Regions from separate parts of the Homo sapiens genome. Here region 2 is linked to region 1. A link is an interaction called in ENCODE POLR2A ChIA-PET data of the cell type or tissue named here. Cell type or tissue: B cell. All regions are shown on one strand. Each heading gives the region's core, and the rest is flanking DNA. Links, peaks and the distances in the headings are about the cores only.

Region 1 (5,381 bases), core at 101-5,100:
CTTCATGTGTATAGTTTAAAATAGCCTATATGACCGGGTGTGGTGGCTCATGCCTATAATCTCAGCACTTTGGGAGTCTGAGGCAGGCAGATCACCTGAGGTCAGGAGTTTAAGACCAGCCTAGCCAGCATGATGAAACCCTGTCTCTACTAAAATTATAAAAATTAGCTGGGCATGGTTGGCACATGCCTGTAGTCCCAGCTACTCAGGAGGCTGGGGCAGGAGAATCACTTGAACCTAGGAGGCAGAGGTTGCAGTGAGCCGAGATTGCACCACTGCACTCCAGCCGGTGTGACAGAGTGAGACTCAGTCTCAAAAAAAAAAAAAAAAAAATCTGAGGGCAGTGGCTCAGGCCTGTAATCCCAGCACTTTGGGAGGCCGAGGTGGGCAGATCACGAGATTAGAAGTTGGAGACCAGCCTGGCCAAAGAGACCAGCCTAGCCAACATGGTGAAACCCCGTCTTTACTAAAAATACAAAAATTAGCCAGGCATGGTGTCGGGTGCCTGTAATCCCAGCTACTTGGGAAGCTGAGGCAGGAGAATCGCTTGAACCCGGGAGGTAGAGGTTGCAGTGAGCTAAGATCACATTATTGCCCTCTAGCCTGGGTGACAGAGCGAGATTCCGACTCAAAAAAAAAAGAAAAAAAGAGTTATATGTCTTCTCCTTGATTTGATCAGTAATATATATTGAGTACAATATAAGCATTTAAGATTATAAAATATATAAAATTATGTATTCAACTAAATTGAATTATAATACTGACAAACTTTCATATCAACAGTAATTATGTTCTGTACTATGTCAGCTTAATCTCCAGGATGCTTAGTCTTGAGACAAATCTTTAAGAACTTTAAGACACTGAATTACTACTATTAATTAATGGTTCATATTTGAACCTGGATATTACCTAAATATGATAGAATAATGAAACATTGGTCATCAAATATAATTTTTATATATACTTTTCCTTCTTATTTTATATGTTGTTAAGCAGCTGAAAGTGTTCATTTTCACCACCTTAAGAAAGTGTTAAAATGATGTGTGTGTGGCTATAAAGGTCACCTTAGATATGCTCCACCAACCTGTTAAAATGCTTACATGTGACAGGTATCAATATCCTACTTTCTGGTTCTCTCTGTGAAATAGCAGTTAGCTAATTTGATTAAAATACATATATATAGGCCAGGCACAGTGGCTCACACCTGTAATCCCAGCACTTTGGAAGGCCGAGGCAGGCGGATCACGAGGTCAGGCATTCGAGATCATCCTGGTTAGCACAGTGAAACCCCATCTCTACTAAAAATACAAAAAAATTAGCCGGGCATAGTGACACGTGCCTGTAGTCCCAGCTACTCGGGGGGCTGAGGCAGGAGAATTGCTTGAACTGGGGAGGTGGAGGTTGCAGTGAGCCAAGATCGCGCTACTGCACCTGGGCAACAGAGAGAGACTCCATCTCAAAAAAAAAAAAAAAAAAAAGTACATATAATATATTAATAATAATATAATAAATTGAGAGTATAGGCAGTCCTTGCTTTGCACAGTTCTGATATGCACAAATTTTAGTTAGCATGTGTATTAGTTTCCTGGGGCCACTGTTACAAAATATCACAAACGGAGTGACTTAAAACAATAAAAATTTCTTCTCTCATAGTTGTAAAGACCAGAAGTCTGATATCAAGGTGCTGGCAAGTCTGTCTCCTTCCTTTCCTCTTTCTAGTTTCTGGTAGCTCTAAGGGTTTCTTGGCTTATAGCTGCATAACTCCAATCTCGGCCTCTATCTTCACATGGTCTTTTTCTCTTATCTTCACACTGTCTTATAAAGATGTTATTCATATTGGACTAAGGCCCCACCCTACTCAACTATGACCTCATATTAACTAATTACATATGAAACGACCCTATTTTCAAATAAGTTCACATTCAGAGGTTCTGAGAGTAAGGACTCAAATTGTTTTTTGGGGTCACAATCCAACAGATAACAGCAAGGTTTAGTTAAATAATACCAGTGCCCAGGGCCAGGTGCGGTGGCTCACGCCTGTAATCCCAGCACTTTTGGAGGCTGAGGATCACGAGGTCAGGAGCTCAAGAACAGCATGGCCAACATTGTGCAACTCCACCTCTACTAAAGACACAAAAATTATCTGGGCGTGGTGGCGAGTGCCTGTAGTCCCAGCTGCTCAGCAGGCTGAGTCAGGAGAATCACGTGAACCCAGGAGGCGGAGGGTTCAGTGAGCCGAGATCACACCATTACACTCCAGCCTGGGCTACAGGGCGAGACTCTGTCTAAAAAAATAATACCAGTGCCCCAACAACATGGCTCAATTTCACTTATGATGGTATATTAATTGGGAATAAGTGCATGAAGTAAAACTTTTGCTGCTGTTTAGTCCAAAAATCACTATGTAAATAAAACATGCACATGATAATCAGGGATCTATCGTATCTCTTCTTTCAAAATCTGTCAGTGATTGATCATTGTGCCTCTGTTCATTTCACCCACAGACACCAAAGCATGTAGTTGTGTTGCTTTCTTCTCTCCAGTGATAAACCTATATAGCATTTTACAAAAATAGAAAATCAAAAAAGGAAGTTGGCCAACAAAGATGAAAGTGCAGCAAAGAAACTAAAGTTGATGATGCCAGAAGTGAAATGCAAATCAAACATAATGGAGTTATAGAAGAAATAGCTGACTTCAGGGATGTTCACATTGCTACCATTAACGAGATTCTACATACGCAGCCAGAGGAACTTAGTAAATAGTGAGTTTATTGACATAATTAAGAAAATGAGGCCGGGCGCGGTGGCTCACGCCTGTAATCCCAGCACTTTGGGAGGCCGAGGCAGGCGAATCACGAGGTCAGGAGATCGAGACCATCCTGGCTAACACCGTGAAACCCCGTCTCTACTAAAAATACAAAAAATCAGCCGGGCGTGGTGGCGGGTGCCTGTAGTCCCAGCTACTCGGGAGGCTGAAGCAGGAAAATGGCGTGAACCCGGGAGGCGGAGCTTGCAGTGAGCCGAGATGGCGCCACTGCACTCCAGCCTGGGTGACAGAGCGAGAATCTGTCTCAAAAAAAAAAAAAAAAAAAAAGAAAGAAAAGAAAAGAAAAGTAAAAGAAAATAATTGTGGTTAAAAAAAAAAAAAAGGATGGCTACGTCTCAGAGAAAGTGATGCTATCAAAAAAATCTTCATGTTAAAATAAAATCTTGGAGATATAACCTTGAAAGCACAAAAGATAAAATGTTGGAAGCTTATCAAACTAAGAAGGGTACATTACAGTTTTCCAAGGCATGGAAAATATGTTCCTCCATATTGTAAGTTATATGACAAAAGAAGATGACAACCACTGTAGAAACTACTCTTTTTTTTTTTGTACCAGAAGATTATCCTTGGATATGAGCTCCGTGTTCAAACTACTCTTGATACTTTTTTTTTTTTTTTTTTACAAATAAATATAACACTGTAGTTTCTCAATGTTTCTAATATTTTGAAGTATGGTGTACTAAAAATATTTTTCATTTCTTTTTTTCCCCTATATACATTTAGACTGACAGAAAGTTTTTAATGTCTTTTTTCATTTGTTTTTCAGTACAGACAGTGTCTCAGTATGTTGTCCAGGCTGGACTCAAACTCCTGGGCTCAAGCAATCCTCCTGCTTTGGCCTCCCAAAGTGCTGGGATTACAGGTATGAGCCACCACACCTGGCCGTTTTTAACATCTTGATAAAATTTTTTGAAGGTCAAAAGACAATTGTTATTTTTTCCACTTTTTTTTATTATGGTAAAAAACACATAACAAAATTTACCATCGTAACCATTTTTAAGCATACAGTTCAGTAATGTTAAGTGTATTCACATTGTTGTGAAGCAATCTCTAGAACTTTTTCATCTTGCTATATCCATTGATTGGTAAGATGACTTTGCTTGGTTTTGGCTTCCCCAATTATTTGTATGATCCTGTACTACCATACAAAGTAAGGTCTATCCTTATATGTATTAAGGGCTGATCAGAAAATAGAAAACTCGAAAAAATGGATTTAATATAAAAATTATTACTAAGTATGAATTTCTTAACTAGCCATGGAAAAAAGATAAAAAGACAACTCTGAGATATCATGGAAGTGGCAGTTGCAATAAGCAGCTAACACCCCAGCACTAAAACAACAAAGGGAAGAGGTTGGAATTATTAAAACTTAGAAATTGTCCAGGCGCGGTGGCTCACGCCTGTAATCCCAGCACTTTGGGAGGCCGAGGAGGGCGGATCACGACATCAGGAGATCGAGACCATCCTGGCTAACATGGTGAAACCCCATCTCTACTAAAAATACAGAAAAATTAGCCGGACGTGGTGGTGGGCGTCTTTAGTCCCAGCTACTGAGGAGGCTGAGGCGGGAGAATGGCGTGAACCCGGGAGGCCGAGCTTGCAGTGAGCCGAATCGTGCCACTGCACTCCAGCCTGGGCTACGGAGCGAGACTCCGTCTCAAAAAAAAAAACTTAGAAATTTATATATTTATTTATTGAGACAGAGGCTCACTCTGTTGCGCTGGCTGGACTGCAGTGGCACTATCTCGGTTCACTGCAGCCTCCACATCTCGGGTTCAAGCGATTCTCCTGCCTCAGCCTCCCAAGTAGCTGGGATTACAGGCATGTGCCACCACGTCTGGCTAATTTTTTTGTATTTTTGATATAGACAGGGTTTCACCATGTTGGCCAGGCTGGTCACAAACTCCTGACTTTAAGTAATCCAACTGCCTCAGCCTCCCCAAGTGCTGGGATTACAGGCATGAGCCACCGCACCCAGCCTAAAACTTAGAAATTTAAAGGAGAGGTTCTGTGGAGCTAAAATCCAGACTTCTGAAGGGATGCTGAAGGAGTGCCAGTCAGCTGGTGCTGATGTCTCTGAGGGTATTGGAGGTACATGGAAATTCATTATGCCCCTGTTAGAAAAACTGCAAACTAGAGGGAGTTGATGTTATAATAAGAAACTGCCATGGCAAGTGTAAAGAAGCATTGCTGGCATGATGTTCACAGGAAGCACAAGCAGATACAAAGGGGCAGGTCCTTTCTTCTTCCTCTAGCCTTGCAGTCTCCCTTTATTATTATTATTATTAGAGACGGAATCTCTACTGTCGCCCAGGCTGGAGTGCAGTGGCGCGATCTCGGCTCACTGCAAGCTCCGCCTCCCGGGTTCACGCCATTCTCCTGCCTCAGCCTGCCGAGTAGCTGGGACTACAGGTGCAAGCCACCAGGCCCGGCTAATTTTTTGCATTTTTAGTAGAGACGGGGTTTCACCGTGTTAGCCAGGATGGGCTCAATCTCCTGACCTCCTGATCTGCCCACCTCGGCCTCCCAAAGTGCTGGGATTACAGGCGTGAGCC
Region 2 (5,381 bases), core at 246-5,245, 54 kb after region 1:
TACCTTCTTATCATCTTACATGGCAACCTCTTTTTTTCTGTTGTAGCACCACTGTAACTTACAATTATATATATTTGTTTTCTTGTACATTGGCTCTCCCCCTTCACCCGCAACTAGCTTTCTAAGTACCCTTGGGCCGTGTCTGTCTGATCAAAACTGTATAACAAGCATAGGACCTGGCAAAATGTTAGCAAGGAGCAAATATTTGTTGAACAGATTAATTAAATTCAAATATTATTTCTCTGGTCCCAGTCCACTACTTTCTGGCTTCTTCTTTTATACCAGTTAGTTCTTTTACGATTCAGTCTGTTTTCTTACTCTTGTGAACTTTCAGGAACAACTGATTTATTTCAGGGTTCCTCTTTACATAATGAGAGCTACTGAGTAGAATAGAATCTTCACAGCTTCTGGGGGGTACCAGAAAGATGCCCAGAAAGGGGGTACCATGGCCATTACTGGCACCTCAGACAAGGGCAGGCTTCAAACAGGGAGGCCTGTGGCAACCCCTCCCCTATGTCTGAAGCTGAGGGGATGGGGGAGCTAAGAACAAAGGAAAGAAGAGAAAAGTGTCCAGGGAACAGGTGGGGACCATGGTCTTCTTGCCCCATCTTCCTCAGGGGTTGGGGGGTACAGAGTTGGTGGTGGCCCATCCTGCTAGGTCCCACTGCCCCTCAGAAGAGGCCCCAGTCCTTCAGGTTGTTCTTGATGATGACGTCGGTGATGGCATCAAACACGAACTACGTTCTTGGTATCGGTGGCGCATGTGAAGTGTGTGTAGATCTCCTTGGTGTCTTTGTGCTTATTCAGGTCCTCAGACTTACTCTGGTTGTAGCTGGCTGCCTCATCATACTTGTTGGACCCTGTGTACTCAGGGAAGCAGATGGTCAGGGGCTGTGTGTGATCTTCTCCTCCAACAGCTCCTTCTTGTTGAGGAAGTAGATGATGGACGTGTTTGTGAACCACTTGTTGCAGATGCTGTCAAACAGCTTTTATCCCCTAAGAAAAGACACACTAGTCTTATAATTCTTACCGTCTGTGTTTTCTCATCTGTAGTACTTGATTTTACTCTGAGATGGAATTCAACTTGGGTTTTGGTTTCTGAGTCTGGAGTCATGCACATGGTTTTCCCCCTTCCATCTTTATCAAAACTGTCCCTATCACCAGAGGGAAAGGATTTACCAATTCCTCCTTTAAAAGAGTATCCTGGCGGCCAGGCCTGGTGGATCATGCCTGTAATTCCAGCACTTTGGGAGGCCGAGGTGGGTGGATCACCCGAAGGTCAGGAGTTCGAGACCAGCCTGGCCAACATGGAGAAACCCTCATCTCTACTAAAAATACAAAAATTAGCCAGGGGTGGTGACGGGCGCCTGTAATCTCAGCTACTCGGGAGGCTGAGACAGGAGAATTGCTTGAACCCGGGAGGTAGAGGTTGCAGTGAGCTGAGATCATGCCATTGCACTCCAGCCTGGGCAACAAGATTGAAACTTCGTGTCACACACACACACACACACACACACACAACGGGCATGGTGGCTCACGCCTGTAATCCCAGCACTTTGAGAGGCCAAGGTGGGCCGATCATGAGGTCAGGAGATTGAGACCATCCTGGCTAACACAGTGAAACCTCACCTCTACTAAAAATACAAAAACTTAGCTGGGTGTGGTGGCATGCACCTGTAGTCCCAGCTACTAGGAGGCTGACGCAGGAGAATTGCTTGAACCCAAGAGGTGGAGGTTGCGGTGAGCCGAGATCGCGCCACTGCACTCCACACTCCAGCCTGGGTGACAGAGCGAGACTCTGTCCCAAAAAAAAAAAAAAAAAAAAAATGGATCCTAGCTGGGCGAGGTGGCTCACGCCTGTAATCCCAGCACTTTGGGAGGCTGAGGTGGGTGGATCGCTTGAGGTCAGGAGTTTGAGACCAGCCTGGCCAACATGGCAAAACCCCGTCTCTACTAAAAATATAAAAATTAGCTGGGCATGGTGGTGGGTGCCTGTAATCTGAGCTACTAGGGAGGGGATACAGGAGAATCGCTTGAACCCGGCAGGCAGAGGTTGCACTAAGCTGGGATCGTGCCACTGCAGTCCAGCCTGGGTGACAGAGCAAGACTCAGTCTCAAAAAAAAAAAAAAAGATTCTACTCCTGGCCAGGGACTCATCCAAGCAGAAGTCTAATGCCACAGAATTTCAAGTAGGCAATTTGCATCTCTGAAAACCTTCAGATGAGAGAGAGAGAGAGGGGCCACCAATTCACTGGATTTCAGCCCAACACAAGAGTAATGTCTTTGGGGCTTTTTTTTTTTTTGAGACAGGGTCTCACTCTGTCACTGATGCTAGCTAGAGTGCAGTGGCCTGATCCTGGCTCCCTGCAGCCTTGACTTCTGGGCTCAAGTGATCCTCTCACCTCAGCCTCCAGAGTAGCTGGGACTATAGGCATGCACCATCACACTTGGTTATTTTTTTCTATTTTTCTTTTTTTTTTTGAGACAGAGTCTCACTTTGTTGCCCAGGCTGGAGTGCAGTGGTGCAATCTCTGGTCACTGTAACCTCCACCTCCCTGGTTCAAGCGATTCTCCTGCCTCAGACTCCCTAGTAGCTGGGATTACAGGTGCCTACCACCAAGCCTGGCTAATTTTTGTATGTTTAGTAGAGATGGGCTTTCGCCATGTTGACCAGGCTGGTCTTGAACTCCTGACCTCAAATGATCCACCCGCCTGGGCCTCCCAAAGTGCTGGGATTACAGGCATGAGCCACCATGCCTGGCCTATTTATTTTTTTATTTTTTCACAGAGACAGGGTCTCTCTGTGTTGCTCTGGCTGCCCTCAAACTCCTGGCTTCAAGTGACTCCTACCTCTGCCTCCCAGTGAGGTGGGATCACAGGCATGAGCCACTGTGCCCTGCCTGGAGCATTTCTTCACCTAAGCAAATTAGCTGTTCTAAAAGCTGTGCTAGGTGTTGGAGGACATTTGAAGCACAGCTTTATTGTGTATTTATTGCAAGGTTTTGATTGACTCGTTGTGAAACTGGTAGGATTTCCCTAACTGACTACAAAATTCTGTGACTTTCACTTCTTTTTTTTTTTTTTTTTTTTTTTGGGATGGAGTTTCGCTCCTGTTGCCCAGGCTGGAGTGCAATGGCACGATCTCAGCTCACCACAACCTCCGCCTCTGGCGTTCAAGAGATTCTCCTGCCTCAGCCTCCCGAGTAGCTGGGATTACAGGCATGCGTCACCACACCCGGCTAATTTGTGTTTTTAGTAGAGACAGTTTCTCCATGTTGGCCAGGCTAGTCTCGAACTCCTAACCTCAGGTGATCTGCCCACCTCAGCCTCCCAAAGTGCTGGGATTACAGGCGTGAGCCACCACGCCCGGCTGACTTTCACTTCTTTTAACTGGTTCAGGGTAATCAATAGTTGAGAGACCGAATATTGAGGTCAGAAAAACTCAAAGCTCTGAAGCCGTGGTTTCCTCATCTATTTTGTTTTTTCATCTATAAAAATATCTCTATAAAGTTGTAATAATCATTATAAGAGCAATTACATAGCAATACTTTGTGCCAGTTTACTGTTATGATATATATGTATATATAGTATGTATAAACCACATTGTATATATAAACTGTTTTCCTCATAGCCACCCTTTGGAGAAGGTACAATTGTTCCCATTTTATTTTTATTTTTTATAGTTAGGATCTCTGTCTGTTGCTCAGGCTGGAGTATAGTGGTGCAGTCATAGCTCACTGTGGCCTTGAACTCCTGGGCTCAAGTGATCTTCCTGCCTCAGCCTCCAGAGTAGCTCAGACTGCAGGCTTGTACCACTGCTTCTGGCTAATTTTTAGATTTTTAGTAGAGAGGAAGTCTTGCTATGTTGCCTAGGCTGGTTTTGAACTCCTGGACTCAAGTGATCCTCTCGCCTCAGCCTCCCAAAGTGCTGGGATTACAGGCGTGAGCCCCTGTGCCTGGCCCATTGTTCCCATTTTCTGCTGGGGACAAGGAAACACAGAGAAGTTAGGTAACTTGCCCAAGGTCACACAGCTAGTAGAAGGCAGAACACAAACACAAACCCAGGATGCTTGAGTCTCTACTTTAAAAATCCTAGTGCTAATTACCTGGCACAAGATAAGTGTTGTTAAATCTTAGTTTCTTTTTATATCCTCCCTTGAACTTTCACGAAAAATGGTTATTCCTTCTTCAAAGTATCTTAATACAAAATTAACCCCCTGCCTTTTCAGATGAGGAAACGGAACTCCAGAAAGCTTGAACCATGTGTTTTGTGTGGCCAGATAGGACTAGATCCTAGCTCTCCTGCCTAATCTGGGAAGGAATAATGGTTCTCCATATTATTGTGTTCCATCTACTTCCTTCCTTAAGTATGGTTTTGTTCTTGTTATTTTTGTACCATTTTTGAAAAGAAAGGAAAATAATTTCCTTCCTGAATCTCACTCTTATCTCCAAATTGTTTTCTGCAATTAAATAACACTCGCCGTGCTGACAGAGGCATAACTAAATGGAATGTGCTGCTTTTCTACCAGAGTGCACAAAGGGAGTGAGCAAGAGTCTATCACTGCCAAAGTGAGGAGAGGAAGACTAGTTGGCATTCATTTTCTTTCTCTCTTTTCCATCTTCATCCCTTCCCTCCTTGTTTCTGCCTCCAGCTCTCTTTTCCCTTACCTGGATTAGGAGTATGGGACTATTGCTGGTGTCACCCTAATAAAAATTCAAAGATAGGTTAATAAGAGATAGTGCCCAGAGATGGGTAGTAAGCTAGGGTGTCAGTAGCTGCTGCCTGGTCTCTTTTTTTTGAGACAGGGCCTCACTCTGTCACTCAGGCTGGATGGTAGTGGCGCTATTAAGGCTCACTGCAGCCTCAACCTCCTGGGCTCAAGCAATTCTTCTACCTCAGCCTCCCTAGTAGCCGGGACTACAGGCACATTGCCATCATGCCCAGATAATTTTTGATTTTCAGTAGAGATGGGGGGTCTCACTATGTTGCCCAGGCTGATCTAAAACTCTTGGGCTCAAGTGATCCTCCCGCCTCAGCCTCCCAAAGTGTTGAGATTACAGGTGTGAGCCACCATGCCCAGCTTTGCTGCCTAGTCTTTTCTTGTCTCTGAATGAAAACAGAGAAAGCCCCGAATTCCTGTCTTTATTGTGTCATCATCTCAATACATGCCTTTGCATAATTTAGTTAACCTGTACTAGCCATCCATGATTTTCTCAACTTTGTATGAAATACTATCTTTCCTATTATCTGCTCTCAAAGAATTTTGGCTTGGCCATGAAATAGTACAGTGACAATGACAATGTTCAAGAGATCATGGTGTTTTGTTTTATTTTGTTTGGCTTAAATAAAAATTCTCAGAAGTATCACATATATGTCTATA

Evidence for each region. ChIA-PET counts read pairs that join two places held together with the same protein. Peaks named below come from ENCODE experiments on the same cell type or tissue, not always from the same donor. Only the 100,000 strongest peaks of a DNase experiment are listed, where the experiment ranks them.
Region 2: POLR2A ChIA-PET joins it to region 1 with 7 read pairs; 6 of 35 experiments call an interaction of 5 or more read pairs at or near these places.

The regions. Positions count from the first base shown.
Region 1 is chr12:14,304,417-14,309,797 of GRCh38, reverse strand. No RefSeq gene overlaps it. Among named protein-coding and RNA genes, the nearest start is that of ATF7IP, 59 kb to the left of the region's middle. In B cell, for the core only: no CTCF peak of the experiment used is centred there; a DNase peak (open chromatin) is centred at 2,577; H3K27ac peaks cover 687 bases.
Region 2 is chr12:14,250,522-14,255,902 of GRCh38, reverse strand. It overlaps the pseudogene GNAI2P1. Among named protein-coding and RNA genes, the nearest start is that of ATF7IP, 110 kb to the left of the region's middle. In B cell, for the core only: no CTCF peak of the experiment used is centred there; a DNase peak (open chromatin) is centred at 2,968; H3K27ac peaks cover 706 bases.